Regions from separate parts of the Homo sapiens genome. Here regions 1 and 3 are each linked to region 2. Evidence: chromatin loops called from intact Hi-C (ENCODE). Cell type or tissue: ascending aorta. All regions are shown on one strand. Each heading gives the region's core, and the rest is flanking DNA. Links, peaks and the distances in the headings are about the cores only. Region 1 holds the start of SQOR (sulfide quinone oxidoreductase). Region 2 has its middle 7.9 kb from the start of TRIM69. Region 3 holds the start of AFG2B (AAA ATPase AFG2B).

Region 1 (5,798 bases), core at 212-5,211, 910 kb before region 2:
CACCACCACTTCTAACTAAGGCACTATCTCCTAATACAGTCACATTCTAAGATCCTGGGGGCTAGGGTTTCAATATATGAATTTGGTGAGTCCATAACACCAGTATTTGCCCTTCCCAAAGTTACAGACATAGATAGTCCCAGTGTGTTCTAAATTTCCGAGGGTTTTTTTGTTCTGTTTTGTTTTTTTCCACAAAGTTCTCTACCTCCTGTCCCAATTTAGCACTTTCTCAATGTAAATCACAGGGATGGTTGGCTAGATCTACTTTTCTTTATTATTATTACCACCTACATCTGGGGATTACAAAGATTTTTAAGGCTGGGATTAAGAAGCAACTAGTTGGCTTCCAGCCAGGTCTGGGCAGCTTTCCATAAGCTATCCAAACTGCTCCTATTTACCAAGTCTTCAGAGTCAAAGAGGAGTTATATAGTAGATAGTGGAGCAGGGAAACGTGAAAGGAGAAGAAAAAAGTACATCTATGCCCAGAAATGCCTTGTCATGGGTCCGTCTCCATTCTTTATAAGACATTTCCTGTGTTACAACACATCGGATTAACAAAGCTAGACACAGGCAACATGGAGGAGAAACTGTTCTGCAAAGGAATCCGGTTTCCTTTCAACATTCAGTTTCATTTTCACTGGCAGAACACCAGCCACACAGACACGCACACACAGACCCTGGGCCCTGACTGACATTTCAAACACCCCCGTTCCAAATGTGTTTATATATTTTTCCAGCCAGAAAAAAAGCCCCAAATTTAAACAAAGTCATTTCCCAAACCACCAGCTGTCTCCTTAATGAATTTTGTTTTTTGGACTTAGTCACAAGCAACCCTTTCTGACCCACTTATTCATTCAATAAATAATGAGTACCTCCCCAGGCTTGGGGATATAAGGCCATAAGCTTGGGAGGGATACAAATAAGTTCTGATAAATGGTATCTACTTCAGCCCTCTACACTAAGTGCAGTGCTGGGTGCCTTAAATACTTGGGAAGGTGTTATTATCTCCACTGTACAATGAAGAAGCTGAGGCGAAAAGAAATTCAAAAGCCAAAGTTAAGCTGGGTGTGGTGGTTGCTTTGGGAAGCAGACAAGGGCAGATCACTTGAGGTCAGCAGTTCAAGACCAGCCTAGCCAATATGGTGAAACCCTGTCTCTACCAAAAAATACAAAAATTAGCCAGGTGTGGTGGTGGGTGGCTGGTGTAATCCCAGCTACTAGGGATGCTGAGGCAGGCGAATCACTCGAACCTGCGAGGAGGTTGCAGTGAGCAGAGATCACCTCACTGTACTCCAGCTTAGGCGACACAGCAAGACCATGTCTCAAAAAAAAAAAAAAGCCAAGGTTACAATGGGCCTTGGAAATGTCAATGGAAGTGTCAAGCCCAGAAGCCAAGTCATTGGGTCAGTGCCCTTTCTACTATCAGAGGATCTTAACCTGGACCCAAAAACTTAGATGGAAAAGTATTTTACATCTTTATTTTTACGGATATTTAATATTTACATCTTTTATTTCTCTAGTATCTAACTGAAATTTAACATTTACTTCAATTATGTATGTAGCCAACAAACCACAGCAGTATTGGCAATACTAAGACTTTGTCACCAATAGAAATCACAGATATTGGCCGTGCGCAGTGGCTCATGCCTGTAATCCCAGAACTTTGGGAGTCCAAGGTGGGCGTATCACAAGGTCAAGAGATCGAGACCATCCTGGACAATATGGTGAAATCCTGTCTCTACTAAAAATACAAAAATTAGCTGGGTGTGGTGGCACACACCTGTAGTCCCATCTACTCGGGAGGCTGAGGCAGGAGAATCACTTGAACCCAGCAGGCGGAGGTTGCATTGAACCGAGATCGCGCCACTGCACTCCAGCCTGGTGACAGAGTGAGACTCCGTCTCAAAAAAAAAAAAAAAAGAAGAAAGAAATTACAGATATTTTCTTATATTACAAGTATTACCTATATCTTGAAATAATTGTTTATGTTCTTTACTACTTCAAAATTATGGTAACTATTTAATCCACTGCTAGATCTTGTTATTTAATAACCTTGTTATTAAATAACGCATTCGTTTTTTAAAGACATATATATTACCATATCATAAATTCTTTTAATGTTTTGACATGTGTTTTGCAATTGGTTTCCTTTATAATACTCTTCCTTTTGTTTTATACCTTTAAAAAAGCATTGTTCTGGTCCAGCGCGGTGGCTCACTCGTGTAATCCCAGCACTTTGGAAGGCCGAAGTGTGCGGATCATTTGAGGCCAGGAGTTCGAGACCAGCTGGGCAACATGGTGAAACCCGCCTCTACTACAAATACTAAAATTAGCCAGGTGTGCTGCGCCTGTAATCCCAGTTACTCGGCAGGCTGAGGCAGGAGAATCGCTTGAACCCGGGAGGTGGAGGTGGCAGTGAGCCGAGATCGCGCCACTGCACTCCAGCTTGGGCGACAGAGCAAGACTCTGTCTCAAAAAAAAGTATTGTTCTGAGAGTCTTTAGCCTTCCCAGAAATGCCAAAGGGGTGCACAGCACAAAAATGGAACAGAGCCCTGCATTATAGCAATGGGCAGCGCAGGCAAAGCCAGGGGCTCTGTTCAGCGTCTTTGAGCAAAAAGCCAGGTTGGAATTTTGATAAATAAAAGAGACAGATGAAGAGGAAAGGAAATGAGCCCAGATTCCACCAGAAGACCCCTTCTCCCTTTCCACCAATTCCTGTTCAGCAGGTGCCCTAAATCCTCTCCCCTTCAGGTTTCAGCTGCAGCCGACCCCTCGAGCGCCCCCTCTGTCCCACGCGCAGTGTCGGTGGATGACTGTGTCAATCCCTGGCCCCCGGACGCCGAGCACCCACTCCCGCTCCAGGACGGTGCCGAGTGACAGTCAACAGGTGGAAGGCGCCAGAAACGTCCACACACCAAGACCACGGATACTTCGGTTTTTAAGCACCCCTCGCGGGTTGGCCTCTCCGCGGCCCTGAGGCTCTGACACTCTGAGAAGGAAGCAAGAGTCCCAAGACCCGGGTTCCAGACAAGGGCAGCAAGAGCTGCAGGTGTCCGGAGTTGAGGAAGCAAAGTTTGGGGCGCGGCGCACCGGGTCTGCGGAGTCCCAGCTGCGGAAACCGAGTTAAGCTAACAAACAGCCTCAGTGGTGGTCGCTGTCCCCGCCCAGTCTCCCTCCGCTGGCCCAGGGCCAAAGATCGGCCGCGGATGCCTCTTACCCGGGCGTGAGCGGAGCCTTCGGTCACTGCGTTGGCGCAGCAAAAACCTTCGCTCCCTTCTGGGTCTCAAGGCCTGGACTGGGGCCCCGCCCGCCTGCCATCCGGGCGGAGGCTGGAGGCGGGGAAAGCGAGGCTCCCCCCAGGAAAGGTCCCGAAAAGTCCCGCCGTGCCCCGCCCGGCGCCGCAGCCCAGGCACCATGGTCAGTGAACACACCAGGGCGTTGAGCGCTCACGGGGCACAGAACCAGGAACAAGCGTCCATCCGGCCTGGGGTGCTGCCGGCTGGACAGACTCGCCCCTTGCGCGCCCTGAAGGGCGGCCCCGCAGGCTGGGGCGCACAGGCGGAGGACACCGAGGCCACCTGACGCTTCCGCCCCTGGGTGCCAACAGCGTTTTGTAATCAGGGCAGGCAAAAGCGGAGGCGGGGCGCTGTGCAGAGAGGCTCTGGCTGTTCCCACTGGGTCCTCCTATGTGCCCTGGGCTTCTCACCGGGTTCACACAGCTGCCCAGAAACACAGGTATTCCCGCGCTCATTTCACAGAGAAGGTGACCGAGGTTCAGCTTTGGTGTGCGCTGGAGCCCTTCCTTCAAAACGCGCAGGCAGGGGTAAGCTGGCTTCCAGCCACTGGCCTCCACAGTGTCCCATCCCATATTCATGACTGGACATTTTCAGTTGGCGGCTCTTTCCAGGTTGATGTAAAGTCTCAGTGAGTGGTTCTCCACCATATCAGATTCAGTAACCCTTTTTACAATAAATACAGGGTGTCCCAAAAGTCTCATAACCTGAGAAGTGCAAGTGCTAGAAGCTTTCAAAAAAACAAACAAAAATAAACCCTTGAAAGTTTGAGTTTCTTTTACACTTATTTGGTTTTATGAATTTTGAATATATATATATATATATATATATATAGTTGTTGTTGTTGTTTTTTGAAACAGAGTCTCACTGTGTTGCCCAGGCTGGAGCGCAGTGAGTAGAGCAATCTCGGCTCACTGCAACATCTGCCTCATGGGTTCAACCAATTCTGGTGTCTCAGCCTCCTGAGTAGCTGGGACTACAGGTGTGTGCCACCATGCCCGGCTAATTTTTGTATGTTTCAGTAGAGATGAGGTTTCACCATGTTGGCCAAGCTGGTCTCAAACTCCTGGCCTCAAGCGATCTGCCCTCCTGGGCCTCCCAAAGTGCTGGGATTACAGGCGTGAGCCACCATGCCCAGCCTTGAATATTATTTTTTTAAATGTTTTCAACTGATACTTTCTATCTTTAATCAAAGAGACTGACTGTATCTATGGCAAAATCATCATGAACAATACAATACAAACGCAGACTGTAGACTTTTATTGGTAACTCAATTCCATCTGCAGCATTGCTTCTGTGACATGATTTTCTTCTTCTTCTTTTTTTTTTTTTTTTTTTTGAGGCGAAGTCTCACTCCGTCTCCCAGGCTGGAGTGCAGTGGTGTGATCTCAGCTCACTACAACGTCCACCTCCCGGATTCAAGTGATTCTCCTGCCTCAGCCTCCCGAGTAGCTGGGACTACAGGCATCCACCACCACCCATGGCTAATTTTTGTATTTTTAGTAGAGACAGGGTTTCACCATGTTGGCCAGGCTGGTCTTGAACTCCTGACCAAGTGATCCACCCACCTTGGCCTCCCAAAGTGCTGGGATTACAGGCGTGAGCCATCGCACCCAGCCAACATGATTTTTTGAAATGGCAAATAACTCTGGTAAAGAAGCTCTGAACAAAACAAAGTATACTCTTTTCTTCCTTTATTCCAATAGAAACATTCCTGGAAATTTTAGTATGAAAACCATGCAAAATGCTTAATGTTTATAATTATCTGAACTAGAACCTAAATAACTTTACCAAAAAAATGGTTTTTTGCATACTTGAATGTTGGTGCAAGGCACAGGACACCAGAAATTGTGCAGGACTCTGGACAGTTAATTGGGTTTTTGGTTTTTTGGGTTTTTTTTTTTTTAATTGAGACAGGGTCTCACTCTGCTACCCAGGTTTGAGTGCAATGGTGCGATAACAGCTTCCTGCAGCCTTGACCTCTGGAGCTTAAACAGTCCTCCTACCTCAGCCTCCCAAATAACTGAGACCACAGGCATGTGCCACCATGCCCAACTAATTTTTTTCTAAATTTATTTATTTTTTTTTTTTGTAGAGATGGAGATCTCACTACATTGCCTAGGCTGGTCTTGAACTCCTGGGCTCAAGCCATCCTCCCGCCTCAGCCTCTCAAGGTACTGGGATTAGAGGAGTGGGCCACCATGACTGGCCAGGACAGTTCATTGTTATATGGCCCTGTTCACATAGCAAGGGAGGTTGGCTTCCTTGGTTCCCACTCTCTAAATGCCAATAGACTCTCTCCCAAATTTATGACAAATAAAAAGTCCCCTCCTATATTTCCAAAATGCTTCACCCCACTTCCCAGTCCCATCACCCTCCACATCCAAGCCAAGAAGCCCTGGTTTAAATGGGAAGGATGCAGGCGGGAAGGAGTCACAGGAGATGTGCTGCCTGCTGGGTGGTTTGAGATTGATGGCTGTGGAACCAGATTCAGAGTTAAGAAA
Region 2 (5,798 bases), core at 28-5,027:
CTCTGACTTATAAGAATTTAGAGGTCAGATTTCCCCACATATTTGAACCCTTATTCTGGGTCCAGTCCTGTCTTCACTTCCACAACTGCTGTGTTCCCACAGGGAGTGGATCTTCTGGGAGCCATTTGTAAGATAGTTCAATCTGAATTTTTAACTGAAAAAAAATGAGAGAAAAATTAAGCTTTAGTAATGTCTAAATCAAGACTGATAGTAGTGTATGTATAAAATGTATAGCTATATATAGAGAATGTATACAAAAAACTTTTTATAGTTATGCATTTGAACAAAATTTGGAGGCCACTGCTGTTGAAACTGAGTGCCCCTCCCTATTCTATGACCTGATGGTAGTGAGGAGGAGGAATCTAAGGGGCACTTACATGAAGAGAAGCACAATATCATTGAACACCCAAGAAAGGGTTACTACTTCAATTAAGAGCTTTCTCTTTCCTTTTTTTTTTTTTTGAGAAAGAGCCTCACTCTGTCACCCAGGCTGGAGTGCAGTGGTGCAATCTTGGCTCACTGCAACCTCCGTCTCCCCGGGGTTCAAGCAATGTTCATGCCTCAGCCTCCCATATAGCTGGAATTACAGGTGCATGGCACTACACCCGGCTAATTTTTGTATTTTTAGCAGAGATGGGGTTTTGCCATGTTGGTCAGGCTGATATCAAACTCCTGACCTCAGGTGATCTGCCTGCCTCGGTCTCCCAAAGTGCTGGGATCACAGGCATGAGCCACAGCGCTTGGCCCACTCACTCATTTTTTATAAAGTAAAAACGGGAGACCAAAAAATCTCCTTACATACTCCTAAAAGCAAATAAGAAATAAACCATTTACTCTACTTGCAGGTTCATCTTGCCCAGTGTTTTCTTTCTAACAGAGGCAACAAATGGAGTTCTGAAAAATTTATCCCAGATTGCCTTCTAGGAAAGAGAGGATGGAGTTCGAGCATTAGCCATAGAAAGGCTTGGTTTGGGTCTAGGCTCTGTGACTTTTGAGCATGTGACCTAGAAGTTAAGTTGTCAAAATCACAGCATGTAAATCTTTGTAAAAATTAATTAGCTTATAATTTTAAAATAATGCATAGTCATTAGGGAAATACAAATCAAAACCATAAAGAGATACCATTTCGTATCCACTAGAATGGTTATAATAAAAAAAGATTAAAAGTATTGGTGAGGATGTAGAAAAATTGGAACTCTCATACACAATGGTACATTCAGCTTTGGAGAACAGCCTAGTAGTTCCTTAAAAGATTAAACATAGAGTTACCATATCACCCAGCAATTCCACTCCTGCATATATACTCAAGAGAATTGAAAATCTATGTCCACACCAAAAATTTATACATGAATATTGATAACCACATTTTATTCTCAGTAGCCGAAGAGTGGAAACAATCCAAATGCCCATTAACTATAGATGGATAAACAAAACTTAGTATATCTATACAGTAGAGTAATATTCATCAATAAATAGGAATGAAGAACTGATCCTTGCTACAATATGACGACCTTTGAAAACAGAAGCCAGTTACAAAAGACCACATATTATATGTTTCTGTTTCTATGAAATACTAATAGGCAAACCCATAGAGACAGAAAGATTGGTGGTTTCCTAGGACTAGGGGTTTGGGAGAAATGGGAGTGACACCGAACTGGTACAAAATTTCTTTTGGGAGTGACGAAAATGTCCTAAAATTGAGGTGGTTACACAACCCTGTGAATATACTAAAACCCACTGAAATGTACACTTAAATATGTTAATTGTATGGTTTGTGAACTATATCTCAATAAACAAAGATGTAAGCTGCCAAAAATGTTACACAATACAATAGGACACGAACTGGATTTAGATCGGCAAACCGTAGAACCTAGTGAGGAAATGAGAAGCCCAGCAGGAAAACGGGCGGACCCCAGAGAAGGGCTTAGGGCTCTGCGCTCCCCTGCATGCACCGGCCTACTTACCGAGATGGTACTTCTCTTGGGCCCCACAGACACCTGCTTCTCCCCGGATCGCTATTCTCGACTATTTGCGTTTCGCGACCGGCCTGCCCCTCCTCTTTCCCGCTCTGCCCAGGAAAAGCGAGCCCTCGGAAGGAACCTGGGCAGCCCCAGAAAGCAGTGCCCATCACTTTCCAGCTCCATCCACCCAGCAGCCCATCAATGACCTAAATATGCTGTCTGTTCCACCCAGTCCTGCCCGGTAGTTATTCAGCGATGAGAGAGTAGGAAGCTTGAGCTCCAGGAGTGTGCCACTTTCCCGGCCCTCCGTGGCTTCCCAGTCCCGGACAGAGACCTGAGCAAGCCGAACCCGGGTGCCTGGCTGCACTGGGCTGGGAAGGAGGACCGGGCGGCCGCAGGCCAGGGAGGGCAATTGGAGAGAGATAGAAGCAGAGGGAGGGGGAGGCAGAGGAGAAGGTACTCGACGATGGACGCGCCCAGGCTGGGGGCGGCGCCCACAGAGCAGAGCCAAGGTCACGAAGCAGAGCGTCTGCGTGCAAACTCCCGGAACTGGATAGGCTAAAACACTAGCTTGTCACCCTTTTAATTCGCTTTTACAGTTTCCGAACTGCCCAATCAAAACCCGAGCCCAGGGTCGCTCGTCACCGGTCTCTGGACAAAAAGCGCTGTTTCAGATTAGAAATCAGGACTTTCCCGTCCTGGTTTCTCTTTCTTCAAAGCCAGCTGCTTTCCGAGAAAGGGGAAGGGCAGGGTTGCTTCCCTCACCCCACCCCATGCAGTGATGAGATCAGCAACTTCCCACTCTCTAGATAAGTGATTCTCAGTGGTTGTTCCAATGAAGTCACTTGGAGTATTTATTAAGAGGCCGAGGGCCAGAGGTCGCAGTCCTCTGCAAGCACACTTAATGTATAAAAAAGCAGCCGGGCGCTGTGACTCACGCCTGTAATCCCAACACTTTGGGAGGCCGAGGTGGGCGGATCACTTGAGGTCAGGAGTTCTACATCAGCCTGGCCAACATGGTGAAACCCCTTCTCTACTAAAAATACAAAGATCAGCTGAGGGTGGTGGCGCGTGCCTGTAATCCCAGCTACTCAGGAGGCTGAGGCAGGAGGATCGCTTGAACCCAGGAGGTGGAGGTTGCAGTGAGCCCAGATCTCGCCACTTCACTCCAGCCTGGGCAACAGAGACTCCGTCCAAAAAAAAGCCTGCATATAATCTGGGCTTACAAGCACCAAGGACATGTAAGAAATGTGTTTTATATTTTTATATTTTTTTATTTTTTTATTTCTTGAGTATTTATTGACCATCTACTACCTCAGGCTCATATACACTGAATTTTCCAGGAATATAACTACCAGGTAACTCAAAGGAAGATGTATGTTGGTTTTTTATTTTTGGAGTTTTACCTAGAGATTTTCGCCATTTTAGAAAATTACACCAGAACCTGCAATACCATACTTGAATCTGAGCCATCAATCCAGCGTGCCTCTCAGTCTTCCATGCCGCTGGTTCACAGAGATCCTAGGCAGTTGCAAGTGTCTGGCACTTCTTTATACCAGCAGTGCAGCCAAGCTAGAGCATTCACAAGCTAAATTACTTAATTTTCATGATCATATTAGTAAAAGAATCACCACAAAACAATTGTTATAAAAAGGGGTTGTTGGGGGAAAGGGAGCTGTTGAATATGATTGGGGTTGAAACCTCTAATCCACACTGCAATCCTGGGGACGGTGCCCACCTCAGTCTGCCAAGCCTGAGCTTGGATACTGAGTTTCTATCCTAGAAATCTGTCAGATAAGGCTCCATTACATAAATGACTTGGTTGCTGCATCGTCACTAGGAACCCTTCATTCTCTTCACCTTTCCTGGCCTCAGTAAAAAAAAAATACACCTTCATTCTGGAAAACCCCTATGCTGCCAGAAAAGAGTTCTACCTGTAGGCCTACCTTTGGAGGAACTGTCCAGAATGAGTCAGGGCCATCTTGTTACTGAAAGCCTTTTAGGGAAAGGGATTCTCCCGTAGTTTCTTCTTTCATCAGATTAGTGCCAAGAAGTTTTCCATTGTACAAAATGAGTATCCTTAATCCAAAAATCTGAAATCCTAAATGCTCCAACATCTCAAACTTTTTGAGCACCAACATGATGCTCAAAGGAAAGGGTCACTGGGGCATTTTGGATTTTAGATTTTCACATTAGAGATGCTCAACTGATAATTAACAAATATTCCAAAAATCAAAAAAAAATCCAAAATTTAAAACACTTCTGGTGCCAGGCTTTTCGGATAAGGGATACTCAACCTGTATCTCCCTGCTGTGGTAATTTGCTCTAATGAGCTGTGAAAATAAAGAACCACTGGAAGTAAAAGCAGTTGCCTGGAGTCTTGCATCTTAGAGAGCCCTTCTCATTGCCATCCCCTTCTCAGAACCACCCTAAAAAGAGTGCCCGGCACAAAGTAGACACTCCATATTTATTTAACAAATGACTAAGTGAATAAATAAGTAAATTTATGATATAGGAATAATTATCCCATTTTATGGATATGGTGACAAAGGGTCAAGTCAGCAATATGACTCTTTTCCAATTTCTTTTGTGGAATTAGGATTCAAACTCAGGTCTGAGTCCAATATCATACACACTGTAATGCTATCCCCTTAGAAACTTTGAACTTGTAATGGAAGTTTGGGGTTGCATGTGTTATGGGCCCAGCAGAGGATGTTGACAGGAAACATGACTCACCCAGATCTGGCTTTATAAGCCAGTCCTCAGCTTTTGCATAGTTTGCTGCTAACAGCTAGCATCTGCAATTACCCTCAGTCCTGCAGATTACCCTCAGACACTGGAGGGAGCCGGAAGTACCTCGGAGTTTTATGTTTCACCTCGTTCCACAACCCTGGATAGCCAAAGACAGGCTGATGAAGAGCACCAAAGCCCAGCTCCTTTGTGTTGAGGCAGGAAAAACTCTGAGGTGTGTTCTTTGTTCTAAAGCTTCCCGTGTGATCAGGCTGAGTGTAGGACTTCGGAAATCATGCTCTCGCTTGGCTTCTTCCCATTCCCTGTCCTTCATCCCCCACTCCTTTACTGTTCTTTTCCTAGGAGCCCCCCACTTTTTTTTTTTTGAAACAGAGTTTCACTCTTCTTGCCCGGGCTGGAGTGCAATGGCACGGTCTCGAAGAGCCCTTTCTTAACAAGTCATTTGCATCCAAATCTTTGGCTCAGGGCCTGCTTTTGCAAGACTCCACCTAAGACACTCGCTGACTCTTCAGATGATGAAAATGGCATGCACACTTGCAGACAGCTAAGGATTCTGTCTTCGTCTTTCTGTTGCTATAGCAGAATACCTGAGATCAGGTAATATACAAAAAAAAGAGGCCAGGTGAGGTGGCTCATGCCTGTAATCCCATCTTTTTGGGAGGCCGAAGACTGGAGGATCTCTTGAGGCCAGGAGTTTGAGACCAGCCTTGGCAACATAGTAAGAATCTGTCTCTACAAAAAGTTTTTAAAAACTAGCGATGCGGCCGGGCGCAGTGGTTCATGCCTGTAATCCCAGCACTTTGGGAGGCCAAGATGGGTGGATCATGAGGTCAGGAGATCGAGACCATCCTGGCTAACACGGTGAAACCCTGTCTCTACTAAAAATACAAAAAATTAACCTGGCGTGGTGGCAGGCACCTGTAGTCCCAGCTACTTGGGAGGCTGAGGCAGGAGAATGGTGTGAACCCAGGAGGCAGAGGTTGCAGTGAGCCGAGATCGCACCACTGCACTCCAGCCTGGGTGACCTAGCAAGACTCCATCTCAAAAAAAAAAAAAAAAATTAGTGATGCATGGGGGTGTGCATCT
Region 3 (5,798 bases), core at 474-5,473, 670 kb before region 2:
TCGACGCCCCGACCGCCGCCCCGGGGCTCGCGCACAGCGGGTCCAGCTGCACAAAGCCGTCCGCTCCGTCCCGCCGAGGCCAGGCAGTGCAGAGGCAGGAGCCGCCGTCGGGTAGCGAGATCTTCACTGCCGAGCCCAAGCGCGCGCCCAGGGCGTGGAGGGCGGCCGGGCCCAGGCGGCAGCGCTGGGTGCCCCGGTCTCTAGCGTCTAAGGGTAGCAGCTTTAAGAGCGGCCCTTCAGGGAAGGGATCCGAGTCCGGAGCCATCGCACACAGATGAACCAGGCAGACGAAACCAGATTAGGAAACCCACCCGGCCCACAAAAAGCGGAACACCGAGCTCGCAGGCCGGAAGCAGATTGCGCGCATGCGCTAGGGCAGACTGCGTTGCTAGCAGCTGAGTGAAGGCCGAAAGGGCCAATGGAAACGTTAGACGACGCTCGGGCCTCTGGGTAGAGCGTTGGTGTCCGCTTTCGTGAAATCGAGTTGCCTAACCCAGAGCTTTCCCGAGATGGTCTTCGTTACAGGTGTCTGGGAGGCGGCTTAAGCTCACTTCACTAGGTCATTAAGCATGTACTTTGGTGGTTACATATATCTTGGAAGTCACCGGCTTTACATTCTGTTTTCCTGGCCTTCGAACTGGAGCATCAGTACTACCGCCGTTGGAATAGCAACCTAGAGACTTTGCTATTTTGTGAAGAAACTCTAACTATCCGCATGGGCACAGAATTTTGGGTGCTCTGGTGCAAATGTCTCAGGTGACTTGGCGTAACTGAGAATACAGCCTTGGGACCTTCGGTAATCGGGGTTCCAATCTGGGAGGTCCAGGCACAACCCTTCCTATGGGAAAGTACCAGCATAGTGGGAGGGAAGCACACGGTAGCGCTTAAAATCCCTTGTAGAGAGGAAAGAAGGAAAACTAGGCTACCTGATGGATTTGTAGCACACCAACAGTACATTTGTTCTGATTTCTGATATTCTTTTGAATATTCTTTGGCAACAAGTTAATCACTAAAGTTCATGCGATCAATGCTTACTGTCTAATTGGGGCACAACAGTACTAAGTCCTGTATTAGAGGCGATACCTATCTACGTTATTAAGACAACTGCCTGCTATTTTTTTTTTCCAGCTGCTTTCTGCCTTTCCCTTTCGCACAGGGAATTCCTTTTTATCAGCTGGAATACATTTTCTATCCCTCTTAATTGCCGTTAAAAAAGAACTACAGATACTCAAAGACAAGAAGATATACCTTGTTTTTATTTGACTTACATCTTCCTACCTCTATTTTCCCCACTTTCACTGCAACCCAAATTTGTGAGTTGACAAAACTGATATTTTAGAGTGCTTAAGTTGCTGGGAAGTTTTTTTTTTCTATCTATGCAAATAATCAATTACAGACTGTGTAGTAATATCTTATCAATGGGAAGTACTGTCAGATCTGGGATCTTAAGACCCATGCCAGTTCCTGATCTCATTCTGTCCAAACTTCATGGCAGACATGACAGACTTCTTGACTTGACAGTAACTTACCTGGTCTCAGCTGTACTTGTCTGCTTAAATCGATTCTGGAACAATTTAGGAATCAGAAAATAGCAGGAGGAGGTCTTGAAATGGATAAGTCACCCATTACTTCCTGTTTTCTTTTTTCCTCTTAATCCCATTGGCTTCAGTTCTTTTTGGTTTGGGGACTTTTAAATAACAGCTTTGCATTTTTTGAAATAAAAAAAAAGCCATCGTTTTTACCGACCCCTAAAGGTGTGAATTACATGCCTATCAAGTTATTTTATCAGAAGCCTGTACCTCATCGAGTTCCTTCTATTCAGCTCCAAGAAGCTTTAAGGATCTGGGAGAGGGAAAGAAGACTTACTGAGGACAGGATAACTGTCTTAAATATGTAAAGGGATCTCATGTAAAAGAGTTAGTAGATTTACTTATATTTACAGTGCAGAAATGGCCAAGAAGTAAAGGTTTAATGGAGTGGAATAACCAAAGCCAAAACAGGGAGCCAATAAAGTTAAATCGGCCTCAAAATTTTCTGAATTGGTTTAAAACAGAGGCACAAACTATGCTATTAGGAATATGATGAGAAGGAAACTACATGTTGCTTTTGGTTGGTCTAAGAGGTTGATTTTATACAAGGTCAAACAAGAACCCTCTGACCTTATAGAATCCATATGCACAGGAAATATTATTTCACTTCACTCTTTCTCTAAAAGATCCAGTCTTTACCATAGGTTGCAAACAAAAGCAACAAGGAATTCTGTTACTGGGCCTTCAGCTCTTATCCACTCACTCTGAGCAAAACTATAAATGTCTTTCCCAATCATCCAGTAAAATCCATTCTGTCCCTTTAGGTCTAACCATTTGCAACACTATGATTTCAGCCATCTGAACATCCATATTTATCATGCCATTCAATGACATAATCTCCTTGTGATAAACCATTCTTTTTATTTTTAAAATTTTATTTATTTTTTAGACAGTCTTGCTCTGTCACCCAGTCTTGAGTGCAATGGCAGGATCTCAGCTCACTGCAACATCTGTTTCCCAAGTTCAAGCAATTCTCCTGCCTCAGGCTCCCAAGTAGCTGGGATTACAGGTGCCTACCACCACGCCTGGCTAACTTTTGGATTTTTAGTAGAGATAGGGTTTTACCCTGTTGGCCAGGCTGGTCTCGAACTCCAGGCCTCAAGTGATCCACCTGCCTCAGCCTCCCAAAGTGCTGAGATTACAGGCATGAGCCACTGCACCTGGCCTCCTTGTGGTAAACCATTCTAATGGGAGTTGTGTGGCTCTTTTGCTTAGTTGTTTTTAATCTGACCAGAAATTTGTTAATTCTATGAATTGAAGAACATCAATTAAAGCACTAGAATTGAACCACTAGAGGGAGTCCAGAACCAACTAAGCCTGAAGGCTACAGGATTGTTAGGACGTTGGTGTTCTCAACTGTGGTTTCCACTCAATTTTCCCAGGATTCACACCTAGGTGTATGAAGCCATCTGTTGTCTCTATATATTATCTGGCTTAGTCTGTTCAGGCTGCTGTAACAAAATACTACGAACGAGGTAGCTTATAAATGACAGCAATTTATTTTTTACAGTTCTGGAGGCTGGGAAGTCAAAGACAAGGCACTGGCAGATTCCATGACTGGTAAGGGCCCCCTGTCTAGAGACAGCTCATTGTACCTGCACATGGTGGAAGGGACTAGCTAGCTCCCTCATGTTTCTTTTATAAGCACACTAATCCCATTCATGAGGGCTCCACTCTCGTGACCTAATCACCTCCCAAAAGGCCCTGACTCCTACTACCATCATCTCAAGGGTTAAAATTTCAACAAATGAATTTTGTGGAGGACACAAACACTGAGACCCTAGCAGTAACTGACTTATTTTCACATAATTTTTCACAAGCCTCAAGCTGTGTAAAACTCAGTTTCTAAGTTAAAATTTAATTTTTGTGTTAAGTATAAAAATGAGACTGTTCCTAAATCCAAAATTTAGTGGTAGGTCAAAATCCAAACCGATGGAATTCATCTTGCTATAGCCTAGAAACATTTCTAGCTTTAAATTGTTTCAAATAGCTTTGCCAAACAAAATCTTTTGTGAGATTTTCCCGAAAAGGTACATGTGACAAATGGTTTCTCTTTATGTCCTTTGTTACATTCAAGGTTACAATCTGTCTAATTTTTAATTAACTATAAAAATTCTTAATTAACTGTAAGTCTATAATTCAAAAGAAATAATTGGAATCTGTTTCTTTAGGATAATGATCATGCAATATTTTTGTCCCTTCAGCATATTATATATGTATATAAAAATATATTCCTGTATATGAAAAAAATCTAAAGAAAATGGTTAAACCAGTAGCATGAGTCATCTGTAGATTAAATAATGTTAATCTTTCCAGCATTTCCATTTTTGTGTTATGTTCAACCCTAATATATTTGAACATTAGCAATGACTATGAGTTGTAATAGATGAATAGAGATTTGTTTAGCCACCCTTGAAAAAGCATGATTTGCAAACACTTTCATCTCAACATGCTCATGTAGATGTAGTAAGTGACTTATTTCCACGGATAGCTAATATGCCGAACCTGTGTTCATAAAGTATGTAATGAAAATCCCCCTAAATGGGACATTGTTAAAATTGTTCTTTAGAATCTTCCATCTTTACTTTTTATCTTGTATCCAGGTTAGAATTAGTCTTTAGAGTAATTCTAGATATAGAATAAGTTATAGAATCAGAAGAAGGAGGATGAAAATATTTGCTGGATTTCAAATGACCTGCAGACTACAGTTCATAGAACATCATTCTGAAAGTCTGTTCTTGCACATTTTCAGGAAATTGCTTGATTCATCATTTTTTAGAAGTTAATGTTAAGGTAATTTTTCCCTATGATGTTGGTTCACACTTTTCAACAAACATAATAATTATATATTTATTAAAACAAATATTTATTGAACATCTACTTCTTGCTAGTTACTATACCAGAGGCTGAGTATTTGGTGGCAAACAACAACAATAAAAACACTGTAATCCTTGCCTTCATGAAGCTTATAGTCTACTGGGAAGTCAAACATTGAAGAAGTAAACAAGTGAATAAATCTGATAATTAAAGGTGATGAAAATTGCTTTGAAAGAAATAAACGGAAAAGGGCTACTTTAAACAGGTATTAAGGATAGGAAAAACAAAACAAATTGTTTTTCCTACTCTCATACACCACTCAGCCACTCAACACAGCACTTCTGACACCAGGTGTTGGTTGGGGAGTTCCCCACATATCAAGCAAATTCTCCCACAGATACCACCTGGGTGTCCTCTAATTCAATTCAATGCTGAGACTATCTACCTGGAGATAGCATCAGACTCCACAGGTTCAGGGCCCAGTCCCTCAAGACTGCCCCCCACCTTCAGATGCCAATCACAAGTTCCAGATTGTGACTTGTGCTTCTGACCAGGGACGGTCTGTAAATTGGGCTTCCCATGACCCCCTTCTTAGGTTCTATTAATTTACTAGGATGGCTCATGGAACTCAGGAAAACACATTACTTACATTTACTGGCTTATTAATAAAGGATGTAATAAGGATACAGATGAACAGCCAGGGGATACAAAGGGTGAGATCTGGAAGGGTCCTGAGTACAGGAGCTTCTGTCCCCATGGAGTTGGTATGTACCACATTCCAGGCACATGGATGTGTGTTTGCCAACCTGGAAGCTCTCTGAACCCCATAGTTAAGGGATTTTTATGGGGCCTTCATCACGTAGGCATGATCAATTATTAACTCAATTTCCAGCCTCCGTCCCTCTCTGGAGAATGGAGGTAGGGGCTGAAAGCTCCAAGTTTATGATCATGGTTGGGCTTTCCGGTGACCAGCCCTCATCTAGGAGCCGGGCAAGAATTGCCTTGGTAGAACAAAAGACTGCTCCTATCACTCAGGAAAGTCCACGGGATTTAAGAGCTCCATGTCAGGAACGAGAGTGAAGACCAAACATTAGAACCAAAGATTCTCCTAGCACCCCTGTAACTCAGGAAATTACAAGGGTGTTGGGAGCTCTAGGCCAGAGACTAGAGGCAGAGACCATATATATATTTCTTACTTCACAACAGGAAAGGAGAGAAGGTCTCTGAGGAAGTGACATTCCAGCTGAGACGTGAAGGATAAGTAGAAACCAAGCAGAAGAATTGGAAGAGGAAAGGGAAGAGGGAAAAGCCTGTGCCAATGCCCTGAGATTGGAATATGCTTTTTGTGTTTAAGAAATTAACAGAAGGTCAGTATTATCTTTACCATACTTA

Evidence for each region. Peaks named below come from ENCODE experiments on the same cell type or tissue, not always from the same donor. Only the 100,000 strongest peaks of a DNase experiment are listed, where the experiment ranks them.
Region 1: a loop joins it to region 2, with 4 times the contacts of the local background. A loop is called at or near these places in 2 of 110 quality-filtered maps.
Region 3: it touches region 2 in a loop (5-fold over the local background); 2 of 110 quality-filtered maps call a loop at or near these places.

The regions. Positions count from the first base shown.
Region 1 is chr15:45,632,529-45,638,326 of GRCh38, reverse strand. SQOR (sulfide quinone oxidoreductase) reads right to left here and starts at 3,298. Exons shown (of 10, transcript NM_021199.4): 1 at 3,219-3,298. RefSeq lists enhancers at 528-587, 618-697, 2,527-2,576, 2,607-2,696, 3,159-4,154 and a silencer at 3,177-3,346. In ascending aorta, for the core only: a CTCF peak has its summit at 2,788; DNase peaks (open chromatin) are centred at 636, 2,926 and 3,426; H3K4me3 peaks cover 3,850 bases; H3K27ac peaks cover 3,431 bases.
Region 2 is chr15:44,725,719-44,731,516 of GRCh38, reverse strand. It overlaps the pseudogene RNF4BP. Among named protein-coding and RNA genes, the nearest start is that of TRIM69, 7.9 kb to the left of the region's middle. RefSeq lists enhancers at 1,635-2,620, 2,621-3,608, 4,632-4,926. In ascending aorta, for the core only: no CTCF peak of the experiment used is centred there; DNase peaks (open chromatin) are centred at 2,066, 2,556 and 4,726; H3K4me3 peaks cover 3,612 bases; H3K27ac peaks cover 4,235 bases.
Region 3 is chr15:45,396,897-45,402,694 of GRCh38, reverse strand. It overlaps AFG2B (AAA ATPase AFG2B), which reads right to left and starts at 359. Exons shown (of 8, transcript NM_024063.3): 1 at 1-359. The coding sequence starts at 265. It also overlaps a transcript of GATM not described here. RefSeq lists a silencer at 67-146 and enhancers at 227-386, 777-846, 857-906. In ascending aorta, for the core only: a CTCF peak has its summit at 2,879 (motif pointing right); no DNase peak of the experiment used is centred there; H3K4me3 peaks cover 890 bases; H3K27ac peaks cover 569 bases.